2 separate regions of the Homo sapiens genome follow, and region 2 is linked to region 1. A link is a contact called in ENCODE Hi-C or POLR2A ChIA-PET data. All regions are on one chromosome and are shown on one strand. Each heading gives the region's core, a stretch centred on a gene start or an enhancer-like site at or near the end of the contact. The rest is flanking DNA. Distances are from core to core; before and after follow the strand shown. Region 1 has its middle 22 kb from the start of DENND2B. Region 2 holds the start of C11orf16 (chromosome 11 open reading frame 16).

Evidence for each region. Hi-C counts contacts between places; a loop is a spot of excess contacts on that map. ChIA-PET counts read pairs that join two places held with the same protein, here RNA polymerase II (POLR2A). Pooled maps may share reads with other maps.
Region 2: a loop to region 1 is called in a map of endothelial cell of hepatic sinusoid, with 3 times the contacts of the local background. The contact joins the promoter of C11orf16 here to the enhancer-like site in region 1. A Hi-C loop is called at or near these places in 1 of 168 maps with a recorded cell type or tissue (endothelial cell of hepatic sinusoid) and 2 of 50 pooled maps. POLR2A ChIA-PET finds 5 or more read pairs at or near these places in 5 of 52 experiments (AG04449, AG04450, BJ and 2 more).

What each region holds. Positions count from the first base shown.
Region 1 is chr11:8,828,793-8,836,553 of GRCh38, forward strand. It overlaps a transcript of DENND2B not described here. Among named protein-coding and RNA genes, the nearest start is that of DENND2B, 22 kb to the left of the region's middle. RefSeq lists enhancers at 1-267, 3,048-3,849, 3,799-4,118, 3,850-4,650. Within about 2 kb of position 3,864, at least 9 of the 41 ENCODE cell types and tissues checked have a DNase peak (open chromatin) inside an H3K27ac peak, as active enhancers do.
Region 2 is chr11:8,927,979-8,935,739 of GRCh38, forward strand. It overlaps C11orf16 (chromosome 11 open reading frame 16), which reads right to left and starts at 4,969. Exons shown (of 7, transcript NM_020643.3): 1 at 4,923-4,969; 2 at 4,164-4,348; 3 at 1,399-1,555. The coding sequence starts at 4,330. RefSeq lists an enhancer at 4,588-5,426.

The DNA of each region.
Region 1 (7,761 bases), core at 2,614-5,113:
CCCAAGAGGGGAAGCTGCTCCAACAGAGGAAGTTAATTAGACCAGACAAGAGCGGGGAGCAGAGGTGGAAGACAGGGATGAGACAAGAAACTGTGGAGGACAAAAAGTAAGATGAAAGGAAGGAGGGAGGCAGGGAAGGGAGGAGAAAGTGTGTGTGTGTGGGGTGTGTGTGTGGGTGTGTGTGTGGTGTGCATGTGTGTGGTGTGTGTGTAGTATGTGTGGAGTGTGTTGTGCGTGTGTGTGTATGGTGTGTTTGTGTGTGGTGTGTGTGGTGTGGTGTGTATGGTGTGTTTGTGTGTGTGGTGTGGGTATGTGGTGTGCTTTTGTGCATGTGGTGTGTGTGCATATGTGTGGTGTGTGTGTGGTGTGTAGTATGTGTGGTGTGTGTGGTGTTTGTGTGTGTGGTATGTGTGTGCATGTGCATGTGCAGCATATGTTGTAAGAGGAGGTGGGAGAGGAGTGGGTGACACATCAGAGCCGTCACTGCAATGCTGAGCCCCTGGCTGTGGTGATGACTGGCCACAGCGCAATTCAGCAGTGGTGTCTTTGCAGTCAGCTTCCGTGGTCAGCACAAGGCAAAAATCATGTGGAGTCAAGTTATCTTGAAAATTCCCTTAGAAAGGCACCACACTGGAGACCCGCCAGTCTCCGGGGAGCCCCATTCAGTACTATTCATATACATTATTTTTGTGCACTCCTATGAATCTGAGAACTAGAAGGACCCAAGGAGTCCATCTTCCTTCTCTGTGGTTCTCAAAAACAATTCTGAGGAGCTGAACCATTGATATGGTCTGAATGCTTCTGAGTAAGTTTCTCTCAGCTCTCAGAGATTGGTTTATCACCTAATGTTATCCAGCCAGACGGACTTCCTGCGAAGCCCACACTCTCTTCCATGCTGCTGTTGTCTTAAAATTGTCTTAGGAGGGAGAGGCCTATATCACGGGTCCCGCCCCACCACTAAATAGCTGTGTGTGCTGGGAACAGTCGCTTCCCCTTTCGTCCCCAATCTCCCCTTCTATAAAACAGAGCCAGACTAGATGAACTCTAAGAGCCCAGACAATGCTCTGCTGAATGAAAAAGTGCTTTGAAAAGTCCAAGTACTTCACAAACAGAACGTGTCAGTATTGGTTAGCTCTCACAGGTCAGAAACGTTGGTGTCTTCCGTCTTGCCCCTCAAGTTCATCCTTCATGTCAGTCCTGCCTCATCTACTCTGGAATATTCTCTAGGACTCGCCCCCTTCCTCTCTCCTGTTGCTGACCTGCCAGGTCCTTTAGCAGGCCTCCTCACTGCCTTTCTCTGGCCTCTCCAAAATTATCCTATTTTCATCGATCTACAGGAGAGATTTCCACAAAACTCCACCTTCACTGCATCACTTCACATCACCTATGTAATGGCAGGACTTCCAGAGCTCAGGTCCCTGGCTCTGCTCTGCCACACCTACCCCTCCAAGGTAGATCATCGCCGTGACACTGGAGTGAACATCTCTCCTTTCCTTATAAAGTTGACCCAACTTTAAAGACCAGAAAAATCCTGCCTCCTCCAAGGAAAGTTTTCTGTGGTTTTAAGATACAACTTTCTTGTTCTGAACTATAAATGTATCCATGGTTCGTAAACCAACACAGTTAAGATCTTGGATATTCTCTACTTGTTTAACAAACACTGTCTCTCCCAATAGCTTATAAATTCCCTCAGGTCAGAAAATAAGCTTTATTTAATATTTGCATCACAATGTCAGTGGAGCTGAAAATTCAGCGAGGGCTGCATTGCCTTACTGCCTGATGGTGGAAAGAAAGATCTTTGTTATCTCTCCAGCCCTTGACAACTCACAGGGAATGTTGGGGTACAGAGGAAGGAGAGAAGAGGTGGAATTAATACCCTCCCAACTCCTAAAGTATCTTCCCGCCTGTTCCTCCCTGCTTTCACCCACTCTGGTGGGGGAAAGAGCCCCCATCACAGGCTCCAATCCACCTATTCTCTGAGGCTGAGCCTGAGCCCATCAGAACAGCATGCAGACAGCTCTATTTAGCTCCATTCTTCATGTTCTGATCCGCCCGTGTGATAGCAACAGCTGCTCACAGTGCCTGACAGTAGTGGGAAGATAAAAGGAAGAAAGAGACACATAAGAAAGAAAAGCCAAGACCAGTAGTCATCTTCTAATATATATTTCATACCTGGGCCCTGGAGGGAAATCTGCTTCAAATTAAGCCCCATCTGTTCTCAAGCCCCCAAAGAGGCAGAGCACCCATGAGAAGGGCTCTATACCCTGCCAGGGCACAGACACCAGTGAAGATTGGCAGCTGCAAAGAAGGATGGCATCCTTGAGGAAGCCAACAAACTGGGAGGTGGAGCCCCTGGCTGACCAGCCCATTCTTAGACTCAGAGCCTCTGCCCCACAACACATGACCCCAAGACCTCCCTGATAGGTAAGAATCACATAAGTATGTAATGGGTGTAAAATGGGGAGGATTGTCAGGAGATCGGCCCAATTCCCAGAGGAAAGCATTCCTGGCCATCACACCCAAGGTACTCAGCAATGCAAGCATAACCTAGCATGCCTAAACCCACCTTCCCCACTACTCCTGGCTTCTGGCCACTCGGGAGCAAATACACCTCTGCAAAAGTCCCAGCTTTTGTGCTCCCCACAGCCAGCCCCCACCATCGTCTCTCCAGATCTTCTCCTGTTTATAAGATGCATTCACTCCTAATCTCCACTTCCAGACACACACACACACCCTTGGGTAGACACAGGGCAATAAGCCTACCTCTCAGGCTCAACTTCTGGGCTGCACACAGTGGGGTGGCTTGCTCCCGTAATCCCAGCACGTTGGGAGGCTGAGGCAAGAGGACTGTTTGAGCCCAGGAGTTCAAGAGCAGCCCGAGCAACACAGCAAGACCCTGTCTCCATAAAAAAAAGATGGAAAAATTAAATTCTGTAGGATTCACTCCCTAAATAATTAAAAATTTAAACTTAAATTTTAAAAAACCAGGCTTAACTTCTACCCAGTGTGTGTTCATGCTCCCTTGGGCCCTTTCTGCTTGCAGGAGCTGATGATGCTGGGTGCACTCTGAAAGATTTTAAACCTGGTAAGGATGGTAATGCCTTCAGGGGCCAGAGGATGCCTTCACAAACCATTCAGAGTGTCAACAGAGCCAGACTGGGGAGACGTCCAGTTATACCAAGACCAAGAGGCAGATTCTCTCATCTGCCTCTAAGCTCCTTCCTCACAAAAGGTATCTGCCACACCCATCTCCAGTGCCAAAGATGGATCACAGCCGACTGAGCCGACTGTCTCTCCTCCTACCCCTCACCCCCGCCTTCCAGAGTGACAGCGAGACAGGAAAGCAAGTTGGAAAATTTTTAAAAGAACCAACACCTCGGCCAGGCACAGTGGCTCACGCCTGTAATCCCAGCACTATTGGAAGCCGAGGTGGGCGGATCACAAGGTCAAGAGATCAAGACCATCCTGGCCAACACGGTGAAACCCCGTCTCTAGTACAAAATACAAAAATTAGCTGGGCATGGTGGTGCACACTTGTAGTCCCAGCTACTCGGGAGGTTGAGGCAGGAGAATTGCTTGGACCGGGGAGGCGGAGGTTGCTGTGGGCCGAGATTGTGCCATTGCACTCCAGCCTGGCAACAGAGCGAGACTCTGTCTCCAAAAAAAAAAAAAAAAAAAAGAACCAACACCTCATCACAATCCATGAAAAGCTAGCTCCTGGCTCTAGGACTGCAAGAAAAGGGAATTCCACCTTCAAACTCCTGGTTACCTTCCATGGCTGGTCTCAGTGGAACTAGCATTCCTCCTCACAGAGGCATGAGGCAGCCACACCCCACACAGCCCCAGAGCCCAGAGGCAGAGTTGGGCAGAAAGGAATGCAGATAGTTTCCCAGAAGTGTCTGGCCGAGAAGGAAACCAAGAGCTTACCCACAGCTTCCTGGGCCCTGACTGGGAGGCACTGGGTTCTCACAACAAGGATTCTGGCAATTCAGGGATGGTGAGGCCCTTGTATGTGAAAGCCCACAGGAGGCGAGGACACAGTGGTGGGAAGAGGCCCTGACAGAACAAGCCTGGGCTGGCCCCAGACGGCTTCCAGTAAGCAGCGGCTGCACTTGAATGTCAGCAAGGGTCTTAGGGAGACCCGAAGCAATCCAGTCACAGGGGAGCCCAAGGCAGGCACGCAGATGTGAGGTCGGATCCTCTTAGCATAGGCTTTGGCGTCACCTGCTTTCCAGGAAGCAGGCTTCATTTTCTAACACATCTTGAGGGAGGAGGGCAAACCGGAGGGGAAGCCCAACATCTGACAGGCCAGCAAAGCTGGTGAGCAGATGGGCTCTAATGCCTCCCAGCTTGATTCTCTCAGTCATGCTTCAGAGGTCATAAGGCTTTTTTTAGTCCTACTGTTAGTACCACAGCTCCCAGAAGCCTGTGCTTCCTCCAAATTATGACCCTGTAAGGCTCTGTTCTAGGATAAGCACAGGAGAAGGAGCAGAACACAGAAAGAGTTATTAAAGATGCCTTCCTGTTATATACTAAGTGTCCACGTGAAGGATATCAAAATAAAATAATAAAATAATTTTAATTTAAAAGTGGATTACATCATTAACTGTTTCCTTTGCAAGGAAAGGGCAATTCCTAATACAGATTCCATAAAATCCAGATGACACTTCCCCTTCTCATATACGACCTGGACTCTGAAAACCTTAATCAGTTGCTAGCATTAATACAAAATACACACAGAGACACATATAGACACACGTCTGTTCTTCAAAGCTTTGTTCGGGAAGCCAAAGATACAAGAACCCTTCCAACTTCATGTCCCTATGGGGATAACAGGAGGCACAGAGTTAAATATGGTTTTTCCCAAGCAAAGACCTTGGCTGCGAATAGGATTAAGGGTGGCTCTGGACACCCCCACATGCAGGAAGAAGGCTAAGCACCTGGAATCTCCCCTTCCTCCACAGCACCAGTAAATGAACTGATGTCATCTCTCTGGTAGCCAAACATGTCTGTCTCCCAGCCCCTAGGATTTCACCCATCCTTACCTCAAAATTGCATAATAAGGGTCTGCAGCTGGTTAGTTCAGTTACTCACAGCCTGGTGCCAGTGAAGCAAAGGTAAAAAGTTGGCTACTTAGAGCCATTAGTTTCACCTTACCCTGTGGCCACAGATTTTAACTGTTTAAACCTAGATCAAAATGCATGCTGCTTTTTTCAGAGAGACAAGACCAAAGATGAACTCAAAAAGAGCATCCCTGGGCACCACAGAAAGAAGGACAAAGATAAAATCAGCTGTGACTGTACTTCTTTGGAACGGGATGACACATGCTGATCCCCAAGCAAGAACATCTGGATAAGCTTTCCCACCCTCACAGGAAATTTTCAGTCACCTGGAACCTAGTACAGTTTGGAAAGTCATTCTATTTTCCTGAACTGTTCATTCCACAAGGAGATGCTGCAGTTTACACACAGTGCACTGGGACATCTTCAGTTTTCATAGATTAGCAGCATATGCGTCCTACAGGAAAGGTCTGTAGCTTTAAATTAGACGCTTTCCATCCTAAGACCTGATACAGCATTGCAACAAGAATGTATTATTTCCTTGTCAAAAATCAGAGGAGATAACTCCACTAACCCCACTAAACAGTAAGTTTAAAGAATGCGATCCTGTCATAATTACATCATGATTTTCAAAGTGGGAGAATTTCATTGGGTTTTAAGCTCAAGTTTTTCCCAGTGTGACACACAGTGCGAAAAAGAAAAGAGCTTAGGCAAAGTTAGGCATGGCACATTCCAGCTCCTCTAGCCGAGACTGAAGAAAACAGACCTAGCTTTCCTGACCTGCTCCCGGAAGCCCTTGGAAGCACTTTTCTTCCTCTTCATGCAATGGGAACAGAGTCAGTCTCTTCTAGAGCAACTTCACCAGCAGGGGCCAGAGGGTGAACAGACTGTGTTTTCACTAAAAGCTCCTTTTTCAGGCAGTCGCCCTTTATAGGTTGAAGACAGTTTTCCACAGAAACAACACCAGACATGGTAGCCAGATGCGCAGACAAGCTCATTAATGAACAACATGGCTGAAATACTGTTTATACATAATAAAGACACAAAACAATACCTCTGTAAATACTAGCAATAAAACAAAATGTAAGAGGAATAAAATTATATCATTTTTGGCCAGGCACGGTGGCTCACACCTGTAATCTCATCACTTTGGGAGGCCAAGGTGGGCGGATCAATTGAGCCCAGGAATTCAAGACCAGCCTGGGCAACATGGCAAAACCTATCTCTACAAAAATACAAAAATTAGCCGGGCATGGCGGTGTGTGCCTGTGGTCCCAGCTACTCGGGAGGCTGAAGTGGGAGAATTGCTTGAGCCCAGAGGGTGGAGGCTGCAGTGAGCTGAGATCGCGCCACCACACTCTAGCCTGGGCAACACAGCAAGACTCTGTCTCCAAACAAACAAATAAATAATAATTTTTACGTGTTTCAAATTGTGGTCCTGGAAGAAGGGCAGGTTAATTAAAAGATGGATATCTGGGGGGAATCTTTAAAAGCATTCTCAAGAACAATAGTGATGGCACTGATACTTCAAACCGTCTACTTTCATTCCCAAATGTCTGACTGTCCTTTCAGAAGTATTCTTGGTTTCACACTTTACCAGCTATGATCAAAGCTAGCTTTTATCCCACAGGCAAAAAGGAAAGGGGATAAGGAGGGTTTTTTGGGAGGCAATTAAGCAAAATCATAAGGACAGAAAGAGAAGGAAAGATGGGGATTAAAGAGGATGTGAGTAGGATCTGAAGAACACTTACCTGAGGGAGACCTAAATTACCTGTGATTGGTGAGAGATATAGAAGCCAGCTGGTTCATGACTACTGAGAATCGGAGTGCCAGGGAGGACGCACTGGATATTATGTGACAGATACCAGTTGGATCACCTGCCTAGGACAACTTAAGATCAAAGAATGGGGGAAAATACCAAATGCCAGACACAGGCTCACAACTCTTATCCAGCCCCAGATCAAACTATTACTTCAACCAGACATCGTTGGCATTCGCAAGGAACACGTCTACAGAGCCTACGGGGAATGCTCACTGCCTGTTCTCCTGAGCTGGCTGGCTGAGTACCGATCTATCTAAAGAAAATAAACTACCCCAGAGTTCTATGTCACCTAGCTCTAACAGTCTCAGGAAAGTAGGAGGCATCCTCATCGGGGATGTAGGTCACAGTGGAGTTAGGGCTTATGGAATACATAAAAACATGGTGAATATAGGGCCGGGGATGGTGACTCATGCCTGTAATCCCAGCACTTTGGGAGGCCGAGGTTGGTGGATCAGGAGGTCAGAATTTGGAGACCAGCCTGGCTAACACAGTGAAACCCCGTCTCTACTAAAAATACAAAAAAAAAAAAAAAATTGCAAAATAACAGAGAAGTCCTACTTGAAAGTATACAGAATCAATTATGGAGCTCTTCTGCCCAGAAATATTCTACTTAGCTCCACAACTTTCTCTAGCAAGTTTCAGCAGCCTGAGAGCCTCCCAGGGTTGGGCACAGCAACAGTGAGCATGGGTCCTCATCCTCATCACTAACCCTGCAAAGACAAGCATCCTTCTGTACTTCTTTTTTTTTTTTTTTTTTTTTTTTCTGAGACGGAGTCTTGCTCTGTCGCCCAGGCTGGAGTGCAGTGGTGCAATCTCAGCTCACTGCAACCTCCGCCTGCCAGGTTCAAACGATTCTCCTGTCTCAGCCTCCCAAGTAGC
Region 2 (7,761 bases), core at 3,719-6,218, 100 kb after region 1:
TTCACTGCAACCTCTGCCTCCTGGGTTCAAGCGATTCTCCTGTCTCAGGTTCCCGAGCAGCTGGGACTACAGGAGCCCACCACCTGGCTCAGCTAATTTTTGTATATTTAGTAGAGACGGGGTGTCACCACGTTGGCCAGGCTGGTCTCGAATTTCTGATCTCAGGTAACCCACCCTTCTTGGTTTCCCAAAGTGCTGTTATTACAGGTGTGAGCAACCGCACCTGGCCAAAAACTGACTTTTGATTGGAAATTCTGAAATTCATATTTTTAAAGAATTTACACTAGTCTTCCCTTCATGAATCTACATTCACAAAGTAAGTCTGACTCTGAAAAAAAGAAAAAAAAAAGAAGTGAGTAGCCACTGAAGTACAGGCCAGGCCTGGCCCCCAGCATGGCGAGAGTGTGCTTCTCTGTACCAGCACACACCCATGCATGTGAGCAAACATATCTCGTTCCACCTTTCCCTTAGGCTAGTGTTCATTCAACACACTGAATTTTCCGCAACAAAGTACTTTTAAAGTACACTTTCTTCTCTGTTATGCATTGAATTGTGTCCCGTTACCCACCTCCACCCTCCTCCCACAGGCTGGAGTGCAATGATGCCATCAGTTTGGGGCTCAAGTGATCTTCCTGCCTGAGCCTCCCAAGTAGCTGCGACTACAGCCATGTGCCACCATGCCTGGCTCATTTTTAAATTTTTTGTAGAGACAGGGTCTCACTGTGTTGCCCAGGCTGGTCTTGAACTCCTGGCCTCAAGCAATCCTCCCACCACCACCTCTCAAAGTGCTGGGATTACAGGCATGAGCCAACATGCCTTGCCCCCTGCCAAATTCATATGTTGAAGTCCTAGCCCCCAGAATGTGACCTTATTTGTGGATAGGGGCATTGCAAATGTAATTAAGATGAGGACTGAATATGGCAGGTCCCTAATCCAGTGTGATTGATGTCCTTATAAAGGGGGAAATGTGGGCAGACACACACTCAGGGAGAAAGCCCCATAAAGGTAAAGGCAGAGATCAAGGCGATGCCTCTATAAGCTGAGGAACACCAAAGCCTGCCAGCAAGCCATGAGAAGCCAGAAGCAGGGCATGGGAATGATTCTTCTTCATAGCTCTCAGAAGGAACCAACCTTGCCAACCCCTGGACTTCCAGCCTCCAGAAATGGGAGATGACACATTTCTGTGGTTTAAGCCACTCCGTTTGTTGCACTTTGTTAGGGAGCCCTAGCAAACTAATACACTCAATGGTATTACATGTTCACTTCTACAACATGGCCATGGGAGAGCTGTGCTTATGCAAGAAACCAGCCTGCTAGATGTACACAGCTAAGGCATGTCAGGTATGACAAGGCCACCCAGAGGAGCACGCCAGGGAGATACTGGGGTCAGGGACTTGCCTCGGGAGTGGCCTTTATTTGGGCCCGGTAGTAAAAACCATCTGCTTCCCTTCTTGCTAGGACCCATGTGTTGGCAGCATCTCCAGCTCTTCCCAGCCAGCCAGGCCCCTGCCATGCTGGGTCGGCAACGTGGAGACATGGGCAAGAAGAGGCATGCCTGGAAAAAAGCAAATGGAATTAGTGGATAGAGAGCAACAAGCCCTAAACACATCAAGAAACACGTTTCGCAGGTACATCTGAGGTACACCACAGCACATGAGGCATGCGGAACAGAAATCCATATGGAAAGTGGCAATCTATGACTTCCGGAAGGATAAGGTAAACCTCCGGGAGGGGCAGAAGGAGAGGACAGTGAAGGGAACCATCCTTGGTGGATTGGGAGTTGGTTCAAGGCAACCAAAATGTAATTCGCCTTGATACATTCAAGTTAATTGATGCTTGTTCCTACACTAGACAACAGACTGGAAAAGTGTGGCTCAAGCCTGTAATCCCAGCACTTTGGGAGGCCGATGTGGATGGATCACTTGAGCTCAGAAATTCAAGACCAGCCTGGGCAACATGGTGAAATCCCATCTCTACCAAAAATACAAAAAATTAGCTGGGTGTGGTGGTGTGAGCCTGTGATCCCAGCTACTTGGGAGGCTGAGATAGGAGGATTGCTTGAATCTGGGAGGTAGAGGTTGCAGTGGGCTGAAATGACACTACTGCACTCCAGCCTGGGTGACAAGGTGAGACCCCTATCAAAAAAAAGAAAAGAAAAGAGTGCCAGGGGCCGGGAGCAGTGGCTCACACCTGTAATCCCAGCACTTTGGGAGGCCGAGATGGGCGGATCACGAGGTCAAGAGATCGAGACTATCTGGACAACACGGTGAAACCCCACCTCTACTAAAAATACAAAAATTAGGTGGGCGTGGTGGTGGGTGCCTGTAGTCTCAGCTACTCAGGAGGCTGAGGCAGAAGAATCGCTTGAACCCAGGAGGCGGAGGTTGCAGTGAGCCAAGATTGCGCCACTGTACTCCAGCCTGGTGACAGAGCGAGACTCTGTCTCAAAAAAAAAAAAAAAAAAAAAAAAAAGTGCCAGGTAGGTCAATCCTAAGGCGGCGTGTGGGATTCCAGGATGAGGCGTGGAAGCTTGGATAGTAATGCCGAGGGTGTGAAATTGTAATGCCACTTGATGCTGTGGGGTCAGAGGGATGAGGAAGTGTTTGGGCAGGGACAACCCAGAGGAGCTAAGGGGCTGTGGGACAGAAAAAGGAGATGCTAGTTCCAGAAAATGTTGTGGTCAGGGCCAGTTGGCCTAGGGGAGTTGTTGAGTCAGGGTTTGGGTTTTTGAAGAAGCCATTTTACTTTGTGGGCAAGGCTGAATGCAAAGGGGGCCTGTCTGCCTCCTGCTGCCATCAACATGCCGTCACTGCACCCAGGCTGTTCGTGCTGAGGAGCTCCTGCAGACCCATGCTGAGCTGCCCTCAGCCCCCCTCAGCCTCCTTCCTGTGCTTGTTGGCATCTAAAGTCCCATGCTTAACTCTAGCCTTGAACAGGATGGTCCACCGGGTGGATCACGAAAGGGAGCCATTAAGGATCTTTCAAGCTGGCATGTCCCTAATGTGGGCAGAATGGATCAGGCAGCAGGAATGCGAGTCCCTGGAGATGACACGCTCCACATGTGTATATAGGGCTGTGGTGCCTTTGGCCTCTTGTATCCACGCTTTAGAAAGCAGACTGAGGATCCTATTCAGGAAAATCCTGGACAAAGGAGGGGTACCGAGGGAACCTGAAGAGGGACCTGGAGACCCCACATTAGCTGATTTCTCATATGGTGGCTGAGCAAGTCTCTTTTTTTTTTTTTTTGGTTTTGTTTTGTTTTTGAGACAGAGTCTCACTCTGTTCCCTAGGCTCGAGCGCAGTGGCGCTGTCTCGGCTCACTGCAACCTCTGCCTCCCGAGTTCAAGCAATTTTCCTGCCTCAGCCTCCTGAGTAGCTGGGAATACAGGCATGTGCCACCACGCCCAGCTAATTATTGTTTTTTCTTTGAGACAGAGTCTCACTCTGTCACCCAGGCTGGAGTGCAATGGTGCGATCTCGGCTCACTGCAACCTTTCCACCTTCCGAGTTCAAGCAATTCTCTGCCTCATCCTCCTGAGTAGCTGGGATTACAGTCACCCGCCACCATGCCTGGCTAATTTTTATATTTTTAGTAGAGACGGGGTTTCACCATCTTGGCCACGCTGGTCTCGAACTCCTGACCTTGGGTGAACCACCTGCCTTGGCCTCCCAAAGTGCTGGGATTACAGGCATGAGCCACCATGCCCAGCCAATTTTTTGTGTGTTTTTAGTAGATGGGGTTTTGCCATGTTGGTCAGACTGGACTCGAACTCCTGACCTCAAGTGATCTGCTTGCCTCGGCCTTCCAAAGTGCTGGGATTGTATACAGGTGTGAGCCACTGCGCCCAGCCAAGTCTCAGCATTGATGGTAAAATGAGCTATAAACTTGGTAACTGGCTATCCCTAACTGCCTTCTCTTACTCATGCCAACTGCAGCATCTGCAACTCTGCTAAAGCCAGATCAACCCTGGAGGGCTCTGGGAGCACAATGTAGGCTGGAGTGACAGACCCCACACAGATATGCCAATCATAGGCCAAACAATGACGACCCCTTTCCACCTTCTCAGGAAGCAAGTCTGTCCACCAAGGTCTACCACCAACAGCCAAGAACAAAGGAAAAAGAAAAGGGCATCCACTTCCCCCAGAGGGGCAGAGACAGGTACCTTGCAAGGGGCTTGTGCCCGGTGAGCCAGGGTGCTTGGAGGGCAAAGGGGTAGGTGAAGGAGAGGTCCCAAGGTGGAGCAGCACCGTCCCAGCCAGGGGCCTTCAGGCTTGTGGCCACGCTGCAGTATTTGAGCAAAGGCATCCTGGGCCCCGTGGAGGATTCCATGGCCTTCAGAGGATCCACCTGAGAATAGGCACCACCATTACCTGAGCTGCAGCTTGAAGCAAGCAGTGGCCACCGGGGCGAGGCAGGGCTCAGCTCTGCAGTTAGCTGCCTCTGGGGACAGTTGAGTCCATGCACGGCCCTACCTGCTCCCACAAACTCTCACAGTTTCCTCTTTGAGTCACCTGCCTTGGGAACCTCCACTCAGGAAACAGGGAAGGGATTGGAAGAGCAAGTGCTGTGAGTTTAGAGCAGCCCAGCTTTAAATCCTCCCCTACAGCCTGCTGGCTGTGTGCTCACTTAACCTCTGCTCTCCAGTTACACTCAGGATAGAATACATGGAAAGCACCTGGCGTATTCAGCAGCTCAACTTATGTTAGTATTTTTCCTCCTTCCTCCTCCCCGGCCACCTACAAGGCTAGTTCTGGCCTCAGGCAAGCTGAGATCTCAGGGCCGTCCATCCCCTTTCCAGCCCTGTTCAGAGGAGACAGCTGCCACCAGGGCCCAAGATCAAGCCGCACTGCTGCAGCCCACCAGAGCCCCGTGAGGGTCTGCCCCTGCCCAAGTCCACAGGTCTGACCCCACAAGGACTTACCCACAGCCCCAAACTCCCAGCCTCCACCTCAGCCTCAGGCTCCTTCTGACAGTTGGGGCTCAGGGTCTCAGCCCAACCGACTCCTGGTTGCCACGCCGGTTACCATGGGTGCAGCCTGGGGACGCTGTCGTCTGTGGCCAGTGAGTGCACCGAGCATGCGGAGAGGGGGACAGGAGGCCTTGGGAGGTAGGGGTGGGGCAGGAAGTGATGGGGGAGGGGGTGTTCTCCAGGTTTCCCTTTGGAGAGAAGAGGAGGAGGAAGAAGGGAAAAAGGCCAGTGTAGCCTCAGTTCTCCAAAGCTCAGGCTGCTCCACTGCTGGAAGAGTCAGTGGTGGTGGGAAGCCCTCACGGATCCCAGGAGACTCCTGTGAGGGAGGAGCCACCTCCGCAGAAACTGAGGGCGTCCTCCCTGTACACACTAGAGGCAGGAATGGGGGAGCCACTGGCGGCCTGGGGACTCTAGGATAGAATTTGTCCCTAGTCTAAACCAAAATAACCAAAGGTGTGGGCCTGTTTGTCTATAACAGGCAGGACTCTGTTGAGGAGCAGAGGTGTTGTGACCATTTGGAGTGAGAGGTGTGGACACTGGCAACAAAGGAACAGAAGTCCAGATTCTGCTTGTGGGAGGGGCTCGTATTTGGAGGCCTCTGCCAGTCACTGTGCACTGGTTATATGCCTGGTATGCAGGCACGTTTGGATGTGTCTCCCCCACATTCATACCCCGCTTCTACCAGGTCCTGTTTCAGTTGGCAGATCCATGTGGATAGGGAGGCCAAAGTACCCACCTCCAGGGGTAGAGTGGGTGTCAGTCACCCCTTCCATCCCCGTCTGGCCCCAGGGGTTGGTCAGGCAGTGGCGTGTTCCTGAACCTCTCCAATCAGCAGGAATCTGGAGACTTTGGTTGGGAATCCTGGGATATAGGCTTTCTCTTTCTTCCTATGCCTGAATAAGAAAGCTGATAGTTCTGAGAGCCTCTGACAGCCTTTTGGGAACACTGAAGCTATTCCCAGAGAAAGAGAGGATAGACCTCAGGAAATAGAGGGTTGGTTGGTTTGTTTGTTTTGAGACAGGGTTGCCCAGGCTGGCCTCAAACTCCTGGGCTCAAGGGATGCTTTTGCCTCAGTCTTCCAAGGAGCTCGGACTACAGCCATGCACCCCAACGCCCAGCTGAAAATAGGTTCTCGGTGACAGTACTGAGTCCTGCCTGCAGGCAGTGCTGCTACTCTAGGCCTCAGCTCTGTGAGCCAATAATTCCCCTTATTGATTATGCCACTCTGGATTGGGCTGTTTCTTACTTGCAACCAAAAGCCTCTTAACTGATGACTGCCCTCCCGAAGCATCACTTCATAGTCAGGAGAATGACTGCTGCCCAGGACCGTATACCAAGGCGGAGTTATTTGGCACACAGAGAGTCTAAGAAAGACCCATGGCCGGGCGCGGTGGCTCATGCCTGTAATCCCAGCACTTGGGAGGCCAAGGCAGGTGGATCACGAGGTCAGGAGATCGAGACCATCCTGGCTAACACAGTGAAACCCCGTCTCTACTAAAAATACAAAAAATTAGCTGGGCATGGTGGCACACGCCTGTAATCCCAGCTACTCGGGAGGCTGAGGCAGGAGAATCGCTTGAACCAGGGAGTCAGAGGTTGCAGTGAGCCGAGGTCGCGCCACTGCACTCCAGCCTGGGTGACAAAGAAAGACTCTGTCTCAAAAAATAAAAAATAAATTAAAAAATACCCGTGAAGTCTCTGGCAGTGAAAGAATGATTCTTGAATGAGACAGTGGGATTTCAGTGGAGGAGGGGAAAAGGAGAATATTCTAGTTTAGGTAGGAAGTAAGAGAGAAGAGAGAAGGATACATTTGCGAGACTGTGATTTTCTGTTTGGGGGAAATGGGTTCAGCACATGCAAAATCACATTGAACTTGCTTAGGAGTCACATTAAAGCAGACTCACATCAGAGTGTGGGTGTGAGAGTAATCCTGCTTATAGATTACAGAGGCATCATCGCTAATCCCATCAGATGTTATCTTACATATAGGAAAAGGCCAAAACTCGGGTCATTTATCTTTTAAGGAATGTAGTGACTCAGGCAGGAGATGACGGGGTGGAGGAGGGAGAGGGGCGTGTACTCTGTCCTGTCGTGTCTTCAAAGCTTCTTTCTGAAGAGCGAAAGAGCTGCCTGCGGTAAGAGTCAGGGGCTTTGTGAAATGTTGCTGGCAAGGAGAAATGAGAAAACACGGCTTCTTATGTTTGCTGCTTTGTTTTGCAGTAGGGAGCTTTGAAAACTAAGCTGATAAATTTAAACAAGGTGGCGTTCAGAAGGAAGTCATCAGGCAGCTTAAGCGATGAAGTGACATGAAATACCTTCAGAGAGAGTGAGGGTGGAGCCTGTTGAGAACGCATCCCAAGAGGCCAGACAGGAGACTGCTACCAATAACCCAGACACAGGTGACGGGATTGGAATAAGAAAACAGTGACAACAGATATTCACCGACACCTTCCTGATTTGAGGCTCTTTGCTGGGTACTAGGAATAGAAGATGAATAAGGCTGGATGAATTATCTTCAAGGAACTTGCAGTCTACTGAAGAAGACAGAGATAGGTGTGTAAAGTGTCTAAAGATAGCAGGATAGCAACCACAAGAGAAATATTTATACAAAATAAAGGAAGAAGTAACGGCTAGGATAGGAAGTTGGAGAAGACTTCATAGAGGCATAGCAGTGGAGAGGAGTGTGATAGACAGTGTGGGATAGGTCACTGACTGGGCCTTGGGACAGATGGGACCTGGGAGTTAAAGGAGAAGGAAGAGCTGAAGCTGGCCATGGAAGCAGAAATAGACA